Linked DNA regions of Homo sapiens: region 1 is linked to region 2. The links are chromatin loops, found by intact Hi-C in ENCODE. Cell type or tissue: A673. All regions are shown on one strand. Each heading gives the region's core, and the rest is flanking DNA. Links, peaks and the distances in the headings are about the cores only.

Region 1 (8,335 bases), core at 45-8,044, 50 kb before region 2:
TGTATCAGTTATCTTCAGATAACAAGTACCTCCTGAAATGGTAGTAATAGCAAAAAAAAAAAAAAAAAAAAAGAAAAGGATTAACTGATATGCAAGTAGCAGAACTAATTCTTCAGCCCACGATGGAAATAATGTCCTAGTTTTTCTCTCAAGATCTCAGGCTCACCCGGACCAGAGCACTCAGCAAGAAGCTATGCTCATCACCCCCATGCCCCATTCCCACCACTGTATCAATGCCACTGTGGATATGACATTTGTATGGTATTAGGCCAGACCCTGGGCAAGTCTGACTGTTGAGGCAAAACGAGACTGCAGCCCTGTAAACCCTCAGTCTAAATCCTAACTTTACATAATTCACCCCATCCATTCTGTCTTTATCCAGTCCTCTGAAGATCTCCACTTTTTTTTTTTTCAGAAGACAAGAGTCAGGGACCTGGAAGAATTCTGTCGTATAATAACCCACTTTTAAAAGGCACCCCTGTATCACGATCCTTCCTGACATATACCGGTGTATATATCAAATGGTTTTGGTTCCTGCAAATATTCTTCCATCAAATGTTCAGAGAAGGGCTATTTTGAGAAAGATTTAATGGGATTTGTAACATAAAACCTCAAATGAATACTGAGTTAACTAAGACAACTCTGGAACACAAAGCGTGGTTGTTATAACCTTGCTTTTTCTGGTGACTATAATTGAATCCAAGAATCTAATAAAATAGTCTCTCATGCCAGAAAGAAACCCAAGAAGGTATGTCCTCAGAAAATTTAGTCTGAAGTTGGTCAATTCTTAGGCAGTCACTCTACGTGATCAGAACTTTATTAGTGAGCTTTTGGCCTTGCAGGATTGATGTTTGCTACAGAGATCTTGGCTTGCTCCTAAGGAGAGTTCTGTGACACTGTGAAATAGCCCCTTTTCTCTGAAAAGCATAAGGTGTTACTCTTCATTGAGAAAATCCTAGAGTTGTGATCCACGCATTATACTTGTGAGTCTTTCTCATGTGTGTGCAAAACATACACACGTTCAGTAAGGCACGGTGCAAGATTAATATGTTCACATACACAAGAGCCTTTCTGGAATTCAGAAACCTGAAATTGGGGAATGGCGTGAGCCGAAGTGAGACAGGAAGGAAGAGGTGGCAGTTCAGCAGTTTTGAACTTCTGACTGTGATTCCGAATCCTTTTTTAAAAAAGGATTTTGTAGCACTGACCCCAAAGGCAGCACAAACACGTTGGTGAGTGTGCATTAATCGAGGCCATTGAGGATGTTATTTTCTCCTTTAAGACCCTGACCAGAAGCTGAATATGCCAGCAGCAAATGCAGGCAGTGCTGCTGTTCCCTTCACAGTCCTCGGAGGCAGTGAAGCCTGTGCTTGAGACGCGCAGGGCGGAGTGCTTGTTTTGGAGAGCATTCAGCGGATAGCATTTGGTTTCCTCCATTTAACCAGGTCACCCAGGCATGGAATGCACAGCTCTGCCAGACAGAAAGCGCTTTGGATGCCTGAGAAACAACAGCTTGTCCGGGCTACTGATGCGAAGAGAGGCCATGGTTTCCTTTTTCTCTGCTCTGAATGGCAGCCTTGACGTCACAACAGCTAGGAACCACTGGAGGGACAAATAACAAGGCGCAAGCCAGAAGCGCCCTGCTCTGTCGCAGGGGCAGGGCCATTTTCATCCAGTTCTGATGTCTTCTGTGGCCGCTGCGAGTCGGCGGGAGTAGAGACAAATGACTGGAGCTTTAGGCGTAAAGGCGGTCTCTCTCTAGGCTGATCAAACAGCCCTTTGCCCAGTGCTAATTGCCTTCACGGAACCTGGATAAACTACAGTTCCCGAATTAAACTTGTTTCTGATGAACTAGACTTCCCAGGGAATGGGTGTAGTGATTTTGCTGATGGTTCAGACATCGGCACTTTCCCTGAAGGGCTCAACTTCCTGTGTTTAAAAGCAGACCTAACAGGGGCTGGCGCATAAGCATCCCGGGAAATACAAGAAGCTCATGAAAGCAGGCAGCCTTTGCAAGAGACCTGACTTATTTTCTAGGAGAAAAACATCCTTTTAGGGATTTTATAATTTAAGTTTAAGCAATTAAACATGTGCATCAGTACCCAACTGCAGGTGTTTGAACAAATGAGGGGAAAACGCTCAGAGGCTGCCAGGCTTAACTCACCATTATCTAAAATGAATTGTCTGTGTAAGTCATCACAGCAGTTTGAAAAGCATGATCTTTCATGTTTCAACCTCACATCAAAATTCTAAATTATATTTAGCTATGTGAGTGTCAGATCATTTGTTTCCATTATCAATGCGATGTTGGGCAATTTGCAGACAGGATCTGAAAGCATCATCCATGACTTTCATGGAACAGAAAAGAGCTTTCTGTTGCCACAGATTTGCCCTAAGTTCAGTCCTCTGCCTTTGGAGCACTGACAGCTGTCACCAAACCCAAACCCCAGTCTGAACCCATAGTGCTCAAGGTACTTTGGGAAAGCTAATTCAGGAAAACCACAGGCTGGAGGGGTTGTCTTTGAGGTGTGTATGTGTGTGTGTGTGTATGCACATTTGTTGGCAGTGTGTGGACTGAGCACAACATATAGAGAGGCAGTGTTCTCAGGACTTCTGTGCTCCTATTTGGAAAAATTCGGCAGAAGAAACAACAGCTCTGAGACACTCAGCCCCTTTCATCAGCTCTTTCTTTGCTTAATTAAATACACAGTTCCCCCCAAAGCACTCTTTCCCTGAGGTCATAGTGTCAGTCTTGTTTCATGAGAATAATCTGCTATGAATATTTACTCACTTTCAAAAACAAAAGAGGGTTAAAAATCTGATCCAAAATGTCACTTACGACACCTACAACAGAATCTACCCCTCTGCCTCCAGGCTGTCCTGACAACCCATGTCCTCAACAGGAATCTGCAGTCTGTTCTGGAATCTGGTCTTTGGACTCAAATGATCTTACCTGGGTAGCTAACAAAGTCTTCTGTCTTGTTCCTGCTGTTAAAAAATCCAAGTATGTTCAGGCATTAAACAATGGAGAAGATAAAGCAAAAATAATTTTTTAACTACATCTTTCTTTTTCAAGTGGTGGTTATGCTCAAGAGGTGAAATTTATTGTGGCCCTACCCCTGTTTTTATAAGAGCTTTTTATAGTATAAGAACTATAATTAAGTTTCCTCTGAACTGTTTTATTAAACTTAAGTTTTCAAGAAGAGAATGATAAAATTTCTTAAACTACTATGTTTTCAAGGGGAGGACAATTTATTTTTATTGTTCTAGCATAAGGAAAGAGAGAATGAGAGGGAAAGTGTTTTTTAACCTGTATCCTGATTAGAATTTTTTAATGTTCAAATTCCTGATTATAAACTGCAGTAAACAATCAGTCATTCATTAACAAGCAACTATTGAAAAGGCGATATTTAAAAGAGAAAAAATAAAACATGTGATTAAAACTCTACACACGTCTTCACTTCAAGGCAAACGCAGTGGCCATCTGGGTATTTAGAAGGTGCCAAATATCATTGGGATCTAGATTTAATTCATGTTATAAAGAAAGCACTATATTTAATTTGTTCACAAAAGACCTAGAACCTCGTAGAAATGATGGTGTTGAAGTGAACTTTTAACATTAAAATAAGGTCTTTATTTTACAATTTTTTAAATATGTGATCAATCACAAACATGAACAAACTTTCAATGCTCCAGTGTTCTACTCTGAATGAGAAAAGTTGGAAAGATCATTTTCAGCTTTCAAAAATTTTTGCTTTAATTTTCTCTATTTGGAAATCTTTAAAAATTAGTCAGTTTAAAAGTCCTGGCTGCTTTTAGTCAGAAGGGCCTAAGAAGAGACAAGACTTTTCCCAGGGTATCCAAAGACAGATCCAGAGAATTTAAAGCCTGGACATATTACCTGGACTGAAGGCATTCGTTGCTTGCTTTACTGGTGAGGACTGGGAAGACCTGACTTCCACAGTCCTCTTTCCAAGTGGCAGGAAACAGGACATGCACTATGCCAAGCAGCTTCCAGCACCCATGCAGCACCCTTCCAGCACCTATGCAGCAGTATCCATGCTCTGAAGTGAAGCCTGAACTCGCCACCTCGCCACTGAGGGCTCCCCAGCAGGGCAGGGATGGGACCCTTCCTGGTATCACATGCTCGCTCGCCTCCTGAGTCCTGCATGAACAACAGACTGGATCCCTGTTTTTAGTCTGAGGACACTCATGAGATTTTTCCAAAAATTTTCTTCAGGAGCAGACACTATTGTGAATACCACATAAACAAGCTCTCCCTTTTCCAATTCCTCTTTTGAAAATGGTAGAGAATCAGCATATCTGGCTCTAACTTAACTTGTAAAAAAAATAATAGATTTTTTAAAAAGTTTCAGTTTATCACACTCAACCACAGTTATCTTCCAATGCTACAATGTACACATAAAAAATTAGTTTTCAAAGACTGCCACTTGTGCTTGTTAGGAAAAACTTGTATCTATCCATCCTTTCTATGAAAAAACTCTATAATGCTAAACTTCCAGAGTGACTCTGTACTAGATAGCTTCACAAAACTACAATCTTTGTGCTTACAAAGCTACTTCTACTAGGTAACAACAGAAGCACCGTCATGAACCCTAGTTTCTGAATAGGTACATAGGATTGACACATGCCAGGCTTTAGTTAGACTCTCACGGTGTTTGTCCCTTTACGTCACGGCACATCATACCCTGCAGCTGCCTTTGTGTGCTTATTTGCTGCCAGATTCCTCTGCTAGTGTGTAAGTGCCATGAAGGCAGGATTCATGCCTACGCTGTTCTTGTGTAAGAACTGCTAATGCCAGGGCCGGGTGTGGGGGCTCACACCTGTAATCCCAGCACTTTGGGAGGCCGAGGTGGGCGGATCACCTGAGGTCAGGAGTTTGAGACCAGCCTGGCCAACATCGTGAAACCCCATCTCTACTAAAAATACAAAAATTAGCTAGGTGTGGTGGCGGGCGTCTGTAATCCCAGCTACTCGGGAGGCTGAGGCAGGAGAATGGCTTGAACCCGGGAGGTGGAGGTTGCAGTGAGCCGAGATTGGGCTACTGTACTCCAGCCTGGGCAACAGAGCGAGATTCGGTCTCAAAATAAACAAAAACAAACAAACAAACAAACTGCTAATGCCAGAAAGAGAGGAAGGAGAAGGAAAGGAAGAAAAAAATAAGGTAGAAGGGAGAGGAAAGTGACAGAAACAACAGAGAAGAAAAGGGAAGGGAGGAGGGAAAGAAAAGAGGCAGAAACAGCCACTACACTGGTTTTAGTAAATAGGAGTGACTTTGCAGTTTCATTAGATTTTTCATTCATACAGTTAAAGGTTCCTTGTAGCCATGATCTCATCAAATCTCACAATAACCCTGAGTGACCTTTTAACATTAAACTAAAATGTTTACTTATGGCAGAGATTAGGAATGACTAGTTTCTAGATCTTCCACATTTTATCTGTACATCACTCATGACAGCAGGTAGTTCTGAGACGGACCTCTAAAGTGATCTGTGTGTTCATACAGGTCTGTGTTTCTGTAAGTCAACAGTTTAAGAATTGTGAAAGGCCAGGCGCAGCAGCTCATGCCTGTAAGCCTAGCACTTTGGGAGGCCAAGGCGGATGGATCACTTGAGGCCAGGAGTTCGACCAGCCTGACCAACATGGCGAAAGCTTGTCTCTACAAAAAATACAAAAATTAGCCGGGTGCGGTGACCCACGCCTGTGATCCTGGCTACTCGGAAGGCTGAGGCATGAGAATCACTTGAACCTGGGAGGTGGAGACTGCAGTGAGCCGAGATCGTGCCACTGTACTCCAGCCTGGGTGACAGAGTAAGACCCTGTCTCAAAAAAAAAAAAAAAAAAAAATTGTGATAAATGCCCAGCATTTCCTTCATTTTTATTCACTCAACATGTCTTATAACCACAAAGCCCAGATTTGAACCTTGTATATACTCATGGAAAGGAGAACCAGTTCTCAAGCAACTCTTCTCATTTTTACCAACCACATAAACATGTAGCTTCCGGTAAAACAATACTTCTCATTTTACAAGTTCATTAATCAATAATGAGCAGGCTCAGTGGGGGCACAGGACAACCTGAGCCTGACAGCGAGGAAGGCGGATTTTGTCACGGAGGGAGGGTTCTCATGAAACTCTGGATCTCCCAGCTAGTTGGGGGGCACTAACAAGGGCTGCCCAGAGAGCACGCAAGGTCTCTCCAATCATGCCACAAACCCCGCAATGTCAGGACAAAGGCACCGGTGTTGACAGAGACCTTGGAGTTCATCAGAGAGGTGACATCACCTGCCTAGGTCTCTACTTCCCTGCTCTTTTCCCCAGCAAAACCAACCACACTTTGCATTCCCCATCATTATTAATCCTCCAAACAAGCAACCCGTCCACATAGGAACAAGGAACCTGAGGTGAAGTGAGCCGAACTGGCTTACCCAAGCTCACACAGCGCAGGGCCGTCAGCATTGGGAGGCAGCCCTGGGTCCTATAGGCCTCATGCACGGCCTGCCTTGCTGTCGAGAAAGTCCCAGCCACCGACACAGGCTGCAGGAAACGGCACCAAAGTCACTTGCAGCAGCGCAGAGAAAGTGTGAACAAAGAACCTTTTTTTTTTTTTTTTTTGGGAGATGGAGTCTCACTCTGTTTCCCAGGCTGGAGTACAGTGGGGCACGATCTCAGCTCACTGCAACCTCCATCTCCCAGGTTTAAGTGATTCTCCTGCCTCAGCCTCCCAAGTAGCTGGGATTACAGGCGCCCACCACCACCATACCCAGCAAATTTTTGTATTTTTAGTAGATGGGGTTTTGCCATGTTGGCCAGGCTGGTCTCGAACTCCTGACCTCAGGCGATCTGCCCGACTTGGCCTCCCAAAGTGCTGGGATTATAGGCATGAGCCACCGCGCCTGGCCTTTTATTTCTAAGGGAAATAAAAGTCCCAGCAGAGCATTCTAGTTTTGAAGCATCTCACCTAGGAACACTAACAGACAGCAAATTTAACCTGCTGAGTGCAGCCCTCATTTGGTCCATTTTTCTTGCCACAACTGCCTACTGCCCTTCTGTCAAGGCAGAGGCAGACATAAACCACTACCATCTGTGGCTGCCCTGGGAACTGTGAGAACTCATGGAAATAATGCGTCCCCTTGTGACTTCACATCGTGCACCTCCTGTGACAACCCTCCCCTCTGACAATTACACTCACACCCAGTTCCCACGTGAACACGCTGAGTCCAGCCTTGGAGATGCAGCTTTTGTCTTGCTGAAACCTTCCAGTTAAATTTCTCCATCAATTTTTCAAATAGTATTATTAGCTGAGGGACTAAAATCTGCCTGGCGTTCTTCTGATGACAAAGGTAACCCATCCCTCCCTGTGCTCCCCATCCTCACGTTGTTTCTAATTCAGATTTTCTTCTCCCTTCTCCTGAATACCTGCATCTTCTTCCTGACTGACATGGCTTTAGGAAACACAGCACATTCACAAACATCTGAAGCCAACTGCAAGGCACCCGTCACTCAGCGAGAAAAGCAGAAAGGTGCCAATTCAGATGGCTGAGCTACTTCGCCTGGGTCCCGACCTGTATCACCACAGGGTCACAGAAATGGAACCTTCTCCGTCACACCTCCTGATGGCAGTCAGCTGTGACCCGCTGAATCCAGGACATCATGCATTCCAGTTTCATTTGCGAGAACATTTCCAGGTCCGGCTGAAGCCTAGTGGCTCCAGCAGAGGTCTCAACCCCTTTGGGATGCTCAGTGGGAGACAGAATCAAGGGCCAATGATCCATGACCTAGTCCTAGTGCCCATGTCAGTTTGTCAAAGGCCCTCAGAGCAGATTGTGTTTTCCCTGGCGGGGGCTTGACTTCTTTGCTTTAAAAAGGATTCTTAAGTATTTATTGCAGTAAAATTAACCACCTTCAAATTTCTGCCAGATCCCCTGGAGGTATATAGCTTATTAACACAAAACAAATGTGACACTTGAAAGGCAGGAGACTTGGTTTCTATTCTCTGGCCCACTACTGACTTATTGGGTGGCTTCAGGCAAATAAGTGAAATCAAGAAGACACCATCTTCAACAAGCACAGAGTGGGCACCTGGCAGGTGAGCAGTGCCCTGTGAGGTCTGGGGCTGGGTTCGGTGGTGAAACTAGGTCAGCACACACAGCCCTTTGCTGGGGGCCCACTGCCTGGGGTAGGATTTTTGTAGCTGGGTTCAAGGTGGACATGCTGAAATGTGACCCTAAAATGTTTGTACTCTTGAAGCTGAAGGAGTGGGAAGAAACCTGTCATTTAAAGAAGGACAGTATGGCCAGGTGTGGTGGCTCACA
Region 2 (8,335 bases), core at 323-8,322:
TAAACAGATTAAACCGTTTATTTCTACCAAGTATTCTTTGTGTTTAAAACCAATACTTTTGACATGGGCTTGGACAGATTCTCTGTAGTTTAAAAAAAAATAAAAGGATGATTCAAGTATGTACCTATCTAGTCTATCAGCTTCTAAGAAATATACAGCTTTTGGATAAAAGAGTAGTAATGTCTGCACTTAATTAATATGACACATTTTGCAAGTGGTATTAACATGCTGGGACTTTTTTGGGTGATGATGTGCATTTTCCCTGCCCCATTTACCCTGTTTCATTAGCTGCACCTGGGACCAAGAGGATTCATTTTTAAGATCATCAGAAGAGAGTAGTGTCTGGTTGTGGGAATGAGAATTTTTTTTTTAATTGGGAAGCTGAATGGCTTATGGGGCAGGGGATGGGAATCAAGGGTAGAATTGCAGCCTGAGCTAGTGTCATGCACTAATGTCAATTGCTCATGGTTAATATGAAAATTGTATCAACTCAGGAGAAAATAATGTGGAGAACAGCATTTTGTTTGTTAAAGCAATCTGGCAGAGGCCTCCCTAGAATATAGGAATTAGGGCAGTTGTTCTCTGAGTTGAAGAAAGGTACACTCAGCTGAGAAGGACAGGGAACTTCTCAGGGAGCAACTACTGTTAGAGAAGGAAGCAGTTGCAGTTTTAAAAATTATCCCATAAAACCTTCATTGTCATTGAAGCAAAGAGTGGGCCTCTCTCTTCCTTTCCTATCTGTACACATGGCAGGCTGCCCTCAATCTAGCAGAGTGGAAAAATAGTGTGAACTGGGTATAAGTAGGTTTTGCTTTCCACTACATTTTCCTAAGACAAATACTTTCCAAGTTGGGTATTTAAAAACAAAAAAGATTGAGGTTTAACATTCATTTTTCAAAATTATGAAACGTGTTGAATAAGTACTACTCATTTGTCAGTAAAAGGTTTGCTCTTTAATAGCTCTATGGCCTTGTGGAATTCTCATCAGCTTGGAGACTCAGCTGCCTCGTCTGTAAATTGAAAATCTTAAGGTAGATGTCCTCTAACCTTCCTCCCTTCTCCAAATTTAAATGGTTAATTATTTTGTGACTTTATCTTCTCCTCCAAATATCCTTTATCTAAGTCTTACACAAATTTCACTTTAAAAGGAGGGTGAAGGGCACGTGCTAGCTCACACCTGTAAGCCCAGCACTTAAGAGAGGCCAAGGCAGGCGGATGGTTTGAGTCCAGGAGTTTGAGACCAGTCTGCACAACATGGCAAAACCCTGTCTCTACAAAAAAATACAAAGAAATTAGTCAGGCATGGTGATGCATATCTGTAACCCCAGCTACTTCGGAGGCTGAGCTGGGAGGATCACCCGAGCCTAGGTGGTTGAGGCTGCAGTGAGCTGAGTCATGATAGTGCCACTGCCCTCCAGCCTGGGTGACAGAGTGAGACTCTGTCTCCAAAAAAAAAAAAAAAAAAAGGTGGTGGGGGGGTGCTAGAAGACAGGAGAATTTGCCAAGACAGATTCAAGTGTTAACTGCTTGCTCTGTCCTGGAGTTTATAGTTTTAAGAATAGGCTTATGAATTTCAATTTACAATGGAAATAAAATTAACTATGTATTAATTTTAATTTGGGGGCAGTATTTAGAACATATCTTAAATTATAAGGAGATTCCTCTCTTTCACAAATGCATACTAAGCTATTCCAAATCCAATGCCAGCAGCTATTCACTCTCAAAAACAAAGAATCTAAAGCAAAAAAACTAAACAAGAAAATAACTTACAGTGAAAAGAAAGCTTTTGATTACCCATGCTAATGTTCCCATTCATTAAGGTAGTAAACTGAAAATTGATTATAGGTATGTATTTATTTGCTCCCTCCACCAGAGATGCTGGATTTTTTCCAATTATTATTATTTTTACAGAGCATTTTATTTTATTTAAGAACACTTAATATGAGATCTGCCCTCTCAACAAAATTTTAAGTACACAATACAGTATTGTTAACTACAGGCACAGTGTTGTACAGCAAACTTCTAGAACTTATTCATCTTGTATAACTGAAAATATACACTCATTGAACAGCAACTTCTCATTTCCCTCTCTTCCAAGCCCCTGGCAACCATCATTCTATTCTGTTTCTATGAGTTTGATTATTTTTGATGCCTCACAGAAGTGGAATCATGCAGTATTTGTCCTTCTGAGACTGGCTTATTTCACTTAGCAGAAAGCCTCCAGGCTCCTTCACATTGTCGCATGAAGCAGATGTCCTTTTTTTAATGCTGAATAGTGGTCCACTGTATGTGTATACCACATTTTCTTTATCCATTCATCCATCAATGAATGTTTAGGTTGTTTCCGTATCTTGGTTATTGTGAATAATGCTCAATGAATGTGAGAATGTTAACATCTCTTCAAGATCCTGATTTCTATTATTTTATTTTATTTTTTTATTATACTTTAAGTTCTAGGGTACATGTGCACAATGTGCAGGTTAGTTACATATGTATACATGTGCCATGTTGGTGTGCTGCACCCATTAACTCGTCATTTACATTAGGTATATCTCTTAATGCTATCCCTCCCCCCACCCCACAACAGGCCCCGGGGTGCAATGTTCCCCTTCCTGTGTCCAAGTGTTCTCATTGTTCAGTTCCCACCTATGAGTGAGAACATGCGGTGTTTGGTTTTTCTGTCCTTGCGATAGTTTGCTGAAAATGATGGTTTCCAGCTTCATCCATGTCCCTACAAAGGACATGAACTCATCATTTTTTATGGCTGCATAGTATTCCATGCTGTATATGTGCCACATTTTCTTAATCCAGTCTATCATTGTTGGACATATGGCTTGGTTCCAAGTCTTTGCTATTGTGAGTAGTGCCACAATAAACATACGTGTGCATGTGTTTGGATATATACTCGGAAGTGAGATTGCTGGGTCCCATGTGCAATAGCATCAAAAAGAATAAAATGCTTAGGAATAAACTTAACCAAAGAGATAAAATATTTCTACACTGAGAACTACATAAGATTAATAAAAGAAATTGAAGAAAACACAAATAAAGGGGAAGAAAGCCCATGTTCATGGATTGAAAGACCTACTACTGGTAAAATATCCATACTATCCAAAGCAATCTGCAGACACAATGCAATCCCTACTAAAATCCTAATGGTATTTTCTACAAAAATTTTTTTAAAAATCCTAACATTCATATGGAACAACAAAGGACTCCAAATAGTCAAACACAAACTTTAGAAAGAACAAATTTGGAGGCATCATACTTCCTGATTTCTAAATTTATTACGAATTTACAGTAACTTTAACAGTACAGCAATGGCATTAAAACAGATTTATAGACCAGTGGAACAGAATATAGAGCCCAGAAATAAACCCACAGATAAACAGTTAACTGATCTTTGGCAAGGGTACCAAGAATACACATACATCAGGGAAGGATAATCTCTTCCACAAATGATGCTCAGAAAACTGAATATCCACATGCAACATAATCAAATTGGATTTTGTTATGGTTTGGATCTGTATCCCCAAATCTCATGTCAAACTGTATCCTAAATGTTAGAGGTGGTGCCTGGTGGGAGGTGACTCAATCATGGGGGCACATTTCCCTCTTGGTGCTGTTTTCATGATAGTGAATGAGTGAGTTCTGGTGAAATCTGCTCATTTAAAAGTGTGTGGTACCTCCCTCCCCAACTCTCACTCCATATCTTGGCCATGTAAGATGTGCCTGTTTTCATTCTGACTTCTGCCATGATTGTAAGTTTCCTAAGGCCTTCCCAGAAGCAGAAGCCACTATGCTTCCTGTACAGCCTGCAGAACTGTGAGCCAATTAAACCTCTTTTCTTTATAAATTACCGAGTCTCAGGTATTTCTTTATAGAAATTCAAGAATGGACTAACACAGAAAATTAGTACCAAGAAAAGGGGCATTGCTATGATACCTGAAAATGTGGAAGCAGCTTTGAAACTGGATAACAGGCAGAGGTTGGAACAGTTTGGAGGGCTCAGAAGAAAACAGGAAGATGAGGGAAAAGTTTGGAACTTCCTAGAGACTTGAATTGTTGTGACCAAAATGCTGATAGTGATATGGACAATGAAGTCCAAGCTGAGGAGGTCTCAGGTGAATACGGGAAAGTTACCGAGAATTGGAGTAAAGCTATGCTTTAGCAAACAGCCTGGCTGCAATGTGTCCTTGCTCTATGGATCTGTGGAACTTTGAACTTCAAAGTGATGATTTAGGGTATCTGATGGAAGAAATTTCTAAGCAGTGAAGTATTCAAGACATGGCCTGGCTGCTCACATGTGTAAGCAAAGAAATGACCTGTAATTTGAACTTTTTTATAAAAGAAAAGCAGAGTTTCCAAAGTTTAGAAAATTTGCATCCTGGCCATGTGGCAGAAAAGAAAAGCCCATTTTCAGGAGAGCAATTCAAGCTAAAAGAAAGACAAGTGCTGATAGCCAAGACAATGGGGAAAAGGCCTCGATAGTATTTCAGAGAACTTCATGGCAGCCCTTCTCATCACAGGCCCAAAGGCCTAGTAAGACTGAAAGGTTTTGTGGATCAGGCCCAGCTGCCCTGCACAGCCATGAGAACTGCTCCCTGCATCCCAGCAGCTCCAGCTCTAGCCATGGCTCAAAGGGGCCCAGGTATAGCTCAGGCCACTGCTCTGGAGGATGTAAGCCATAAGCCTTGGTAGCTTCCATGTAGTGTTAAGCCTGTGGGTACACAGAGTGTAAGAGTGAATGAGGCTCAGGAGCCTCCGCCTAGATTTCAGAGGATATATAGAAAAGCCCGGATGTCCAGGCAGAAGTCTGCTGCAGGGATAGAGCCCTTATGGAGAGCCTCCATTAGGGCAGTGTAGAGGGGAAATGTAAGATTGGAGCCCCTACACAGTGTCCCCACTGGAGCACTGCCTAGTGGAGCAGTGAGAAGAGGGCCACTGTCCTCCAGACCCCAGAATGGTAGATCCACTGGCAGCTTGCACCCTGCACCTGGAAAAGCCATACACATTCAACACCAGCCCTTGAGAGCAGCCACAGGGGCTGAATCCTGCAAAGCCACAGGAGCAGAGCTGCCCAAGGCCTTGTGAGCCTACCCCTTGCATCACTGTGTCCTGAATGTGAGACTTAGAGTCAAAGGAGATTATTCTGGAGCTTTAAGATTTAATGACTGCCCTGCTGGGTTTCAGACTTGCATGGGGCCTGTAGCCCCTTTCTTTTGGCCAATTTCTCCCTTTTGGAATGGAAGTATTTACTCAATGCCTGTACCTCCATTGTATCTTGAAAATAACTAACTTGTTTGTTATTTTCCAGGCTCATGAGCAGAAGGGACTTGCCTTGTCTCAGATGAGACTTTGGATTTTTGAGGTCATGCTGGAAAAAAGTCAAGACTTTGAGGAACTGTTGGGAAGGCATGATTGGGTTTTGCAAAGTGAGAAGGACATGAGATTTGGGAGGGGCCAGGGGTGGAATGATACAGTTTGGATCTGTGTCTCCATCCAAATCTCATGTTGAAATGTAATCCACAATGTTGGAGGCTGGATCTGGTGGGAGGTGATTGGATCATGGGGGTGGATTTCCCCCTTGGTGCCGTTCTCGTAACAGTGACTGAGTTCTTGTGAGGTCTGGTCATTTAACAGCCTGTGGCACTCCTCTGTCCCCACTGCTCTTTCTTCTGCTCCGACCATGTAAGACATGCCTGCTTTCCCTTTGACTTCTGCCACAATTGTAAGTTTCCTGCGGCCTCCCCAGAAGCAGAAGCCACTATGCTTCCTGTACAGCCTCCAGAACTGTGAGCCACAACTATGTTAGATGAGGTTGTATTAGTCTGTTCTTGCACTGCTGTGAAGAAATACCTTAGACGGGGTAATTTATAACAAGCTGCTTCTTCTTATAGTACAGGTCTTCTTGTAAGACCTTATCTTACACCATACAGAAAACCAACTCAAAATGGATTAATGATTTTTTTTTTGGGGGGAGATATAGTCTCACTGTCACCCAGTCTAGAGTGCAGTGGCGTGATCTCGGCTCACTGCAAGCTCCACCTCCCAGATTCAAGCAATTCTCGTGCCTCAGCCTCCTGAGTAGCTAGGATCACAGGCAGCCGCCACTGTGTCCGGCTATTTTATTTTATTTTATTTTTTTGTATTTTTAGTAGAGATAGAGTTTCACCATATTGGCTAGGCTGGTCTCAAACTCCTAAACTCAAGTGATCCAACCACCTTGGCCTGCCAAAGTGCTGGGATTACAGGCATGAGCCACTGTGCCTGGCTGGATTAATGATTTAAATGTAAGACCTGAATCTATAAAACTCCTAGGAGAAAACATAGGGGAAAGCTTCCTGACACTGGTCTAGGCAATGATTTCATGAATATGACACGGAAGCACAGGCAATGAAAGCAAAAATACACAAGTGGGATGACATCAAGCTGAAAAGCTCAGTACAGCAAAGGAAAAAAAAATATAAAGTGAAAGGCAACCTACGGAATGGGAGAAAATATTAGCAAACCACATATCTAGTAAGGAGTTAATATCTAAAATATATAATGAACTCCTACAACTCAACAGCAAACAAACAAGCCAAACAACAACAACAACAACAACAACAACAACAACAGAACTTGATTTAAAATGGGCAAAGACATTTTTAAATGAATAGACTTTTTTTTTTTTCGAGACAAGGTCTCACCCAGGCTGAAGTGTAGTGGTGCAATCTCAGCTTATTGCAACCTCCGCCTCCCAGATTCAAGCGTTCTCGTGCCCCAGCCTCCCGAGTAGCTGGGATCACAGGTTTGCACCACCATGCCCAGCTAATTTTTGTATTTTTAGTAGAGATGGGGTTTTGCTATGTTGCCCAGGCTAGTCTTGAACTCCTGGCCTCAAGTGATACACCCACCTCGGCCTCCCAAAGTGTTGGGATTACAGGCATGAGCCACCGCACCCAGCCTTGAATAGACTTTGTTGTTGTTGTTGTTGTTTGAGACGAAGTTTCGCACTTGTCACCCAGGCAGGAGTGCAATGGTGCATCTGCTCACTGCAACCTCCGCCTCCTGGGTTCAAGTGATTCTCCTGCCTCAGCCTCCCAAGTAGCTGGGATTACAAGCGTGCCCCACCACGCCTGGCTAATTTTTGTATTTTAGTAGAGATGTTGTTTCACCACGTTGGCCAGGCTGGTCTTGAACTCCTGACCTCAAGTGATCCACCCGCCTTTGCCTCCCAAAGTTCCGGGATTACAGGCGTGAGCCACCACGCCCGGCAGAATAGACATTTTTTAAAAAGCATACAAATGGCCATCGGGTATATGAAAAGGTGCTCAACATCACTAATCTTAAGAGAAATGCAAATCAAAATCTTAACATGTCACCTCACACCTTTTAGGATGCCTATTAGAAAAACAAAAACAAAAGATAAATAGTGGTGGGATATGGAGAAATTGGAACCCTTTTACACAATTGGTGAGAATGTAAAATGCAGCTGTTACAGAAAACAGCATGGAGGTTCTTCCAGAAATAAAAAATTGCTACCATATGATCCAGCAATTCCACTTCTATATATATTTTTTCCCAATCATTGGTGTTGGCATACCTGAAATACTGATATGGGCGTATCATGTTGATTATACACATTTCAAATGGGAATACTACTTTTTTTTTTTTTTTTTTGAGACACTCTGCCGCCCAGGCTGGAGTGCAGTGGTGCAGTCTCAGCTCATTGCAACCTCTGCCTCCTAGGTTCATGCGATTCTCCTGCCTCAGTCTCCTGAGCTGGGATTACAGGCGCAGGCCAGTATACCTGGCTAATTTTTGTATTTTTAGTAAAGACAGGGTGTCACCATGTTGGCCAGGCTGATCTTGAACTCCTGACCTCAGGTGATCCACCCGCCTCAGCCTCCCAAAGTGGTGGGATTACAGTTTGAGCCACCACACCTGGCCCTACTTTGGTTTTTTTAAAATTACACTATTCTATCGCTGAGGACTAAACAAGGCGCTGTAAATTGCAAGTGTTTTCTTAAAACCTTTTAGCATAAAAAATATTAATGTTTCAAACTTAGAAAAACCTGAGTTATTTTTAATACTACTATAACCTAGTTGTATTTTCCGGGTAATGCCATCCCTGCTAATCAACCACCTAAAACCAAAAGCTTTTTAAAGCTGTAAATATTGCTGACATATTATTTGCAGCCAATTAGCACAATATTCTAATGAGATTATCATCATTGATTCCCAACAGGGGTAGGTAATGGTGTTCATTCATACACTAATATAATTTTGTCTTTCTTACAGCATGCACATTCTATAAAACTGGAATGATAGTACCTGTAGTACTTACCCT

The links. Hi-C counts contacts between places; a loop is a spot of excess contacts. Peaks named below come from ENCODE experiments on the same cell type or tissue, not always from the same donor. Only the 100,000 strongest peaks of a DNase experiment are listed, where the experiment ranks them.
Region 1: a loop joins it to region 2, with 5 times the contacts of the local background. A loop is called at or near these places in 24 of 110 quality-filtered maps.

The regions. Positions count from the first base shown.
Region 1 is chr7:130,920,091-130,928,425 of GRCh38, forward strand. All of the region lies in intron 6 of LINC-PINT (long intergenic non-protein coding RNA, p53 induced transcript), which reads right to left. LINC00513 (long intergenic non-protein coding RNA 513) reads left to right here. Exons shown (of 4, transcript NR_109780.1): 4 at 1,446-1,856. Among named protein-coding and RNA genes, the nearest start is that of LINC00513, 11 kb to the left of the region's middle. In A673, for the core only: no CTCF peak of the experiment used is centred there; DNase peaks (open chromatin) are centred at 1,501 and 1,921; H3K4me3 peaks cover 1,743 bases; H3K27ac peaks cover 7,874 bases.
Region 2 is chr7:130,970,176-130,978,510 of GRCh38, forward strand. LINC-PINT (long intergenic non-protein coding RNA, p53 induced transcript) reads right to left here. Exons shown (of 8, transcript NR_170176.1): 5 at 8,333-8,335. Among named protein-coding and RNA genes, the nearest start is that of LINC00513, 61 kb to the left of the region's middle. In A673, for the core only: no CTCF peak of the experiment used is centred there; a DNase peak (open chromatin) is centred at 716; H3K27ac peaks cover 1,224 bases.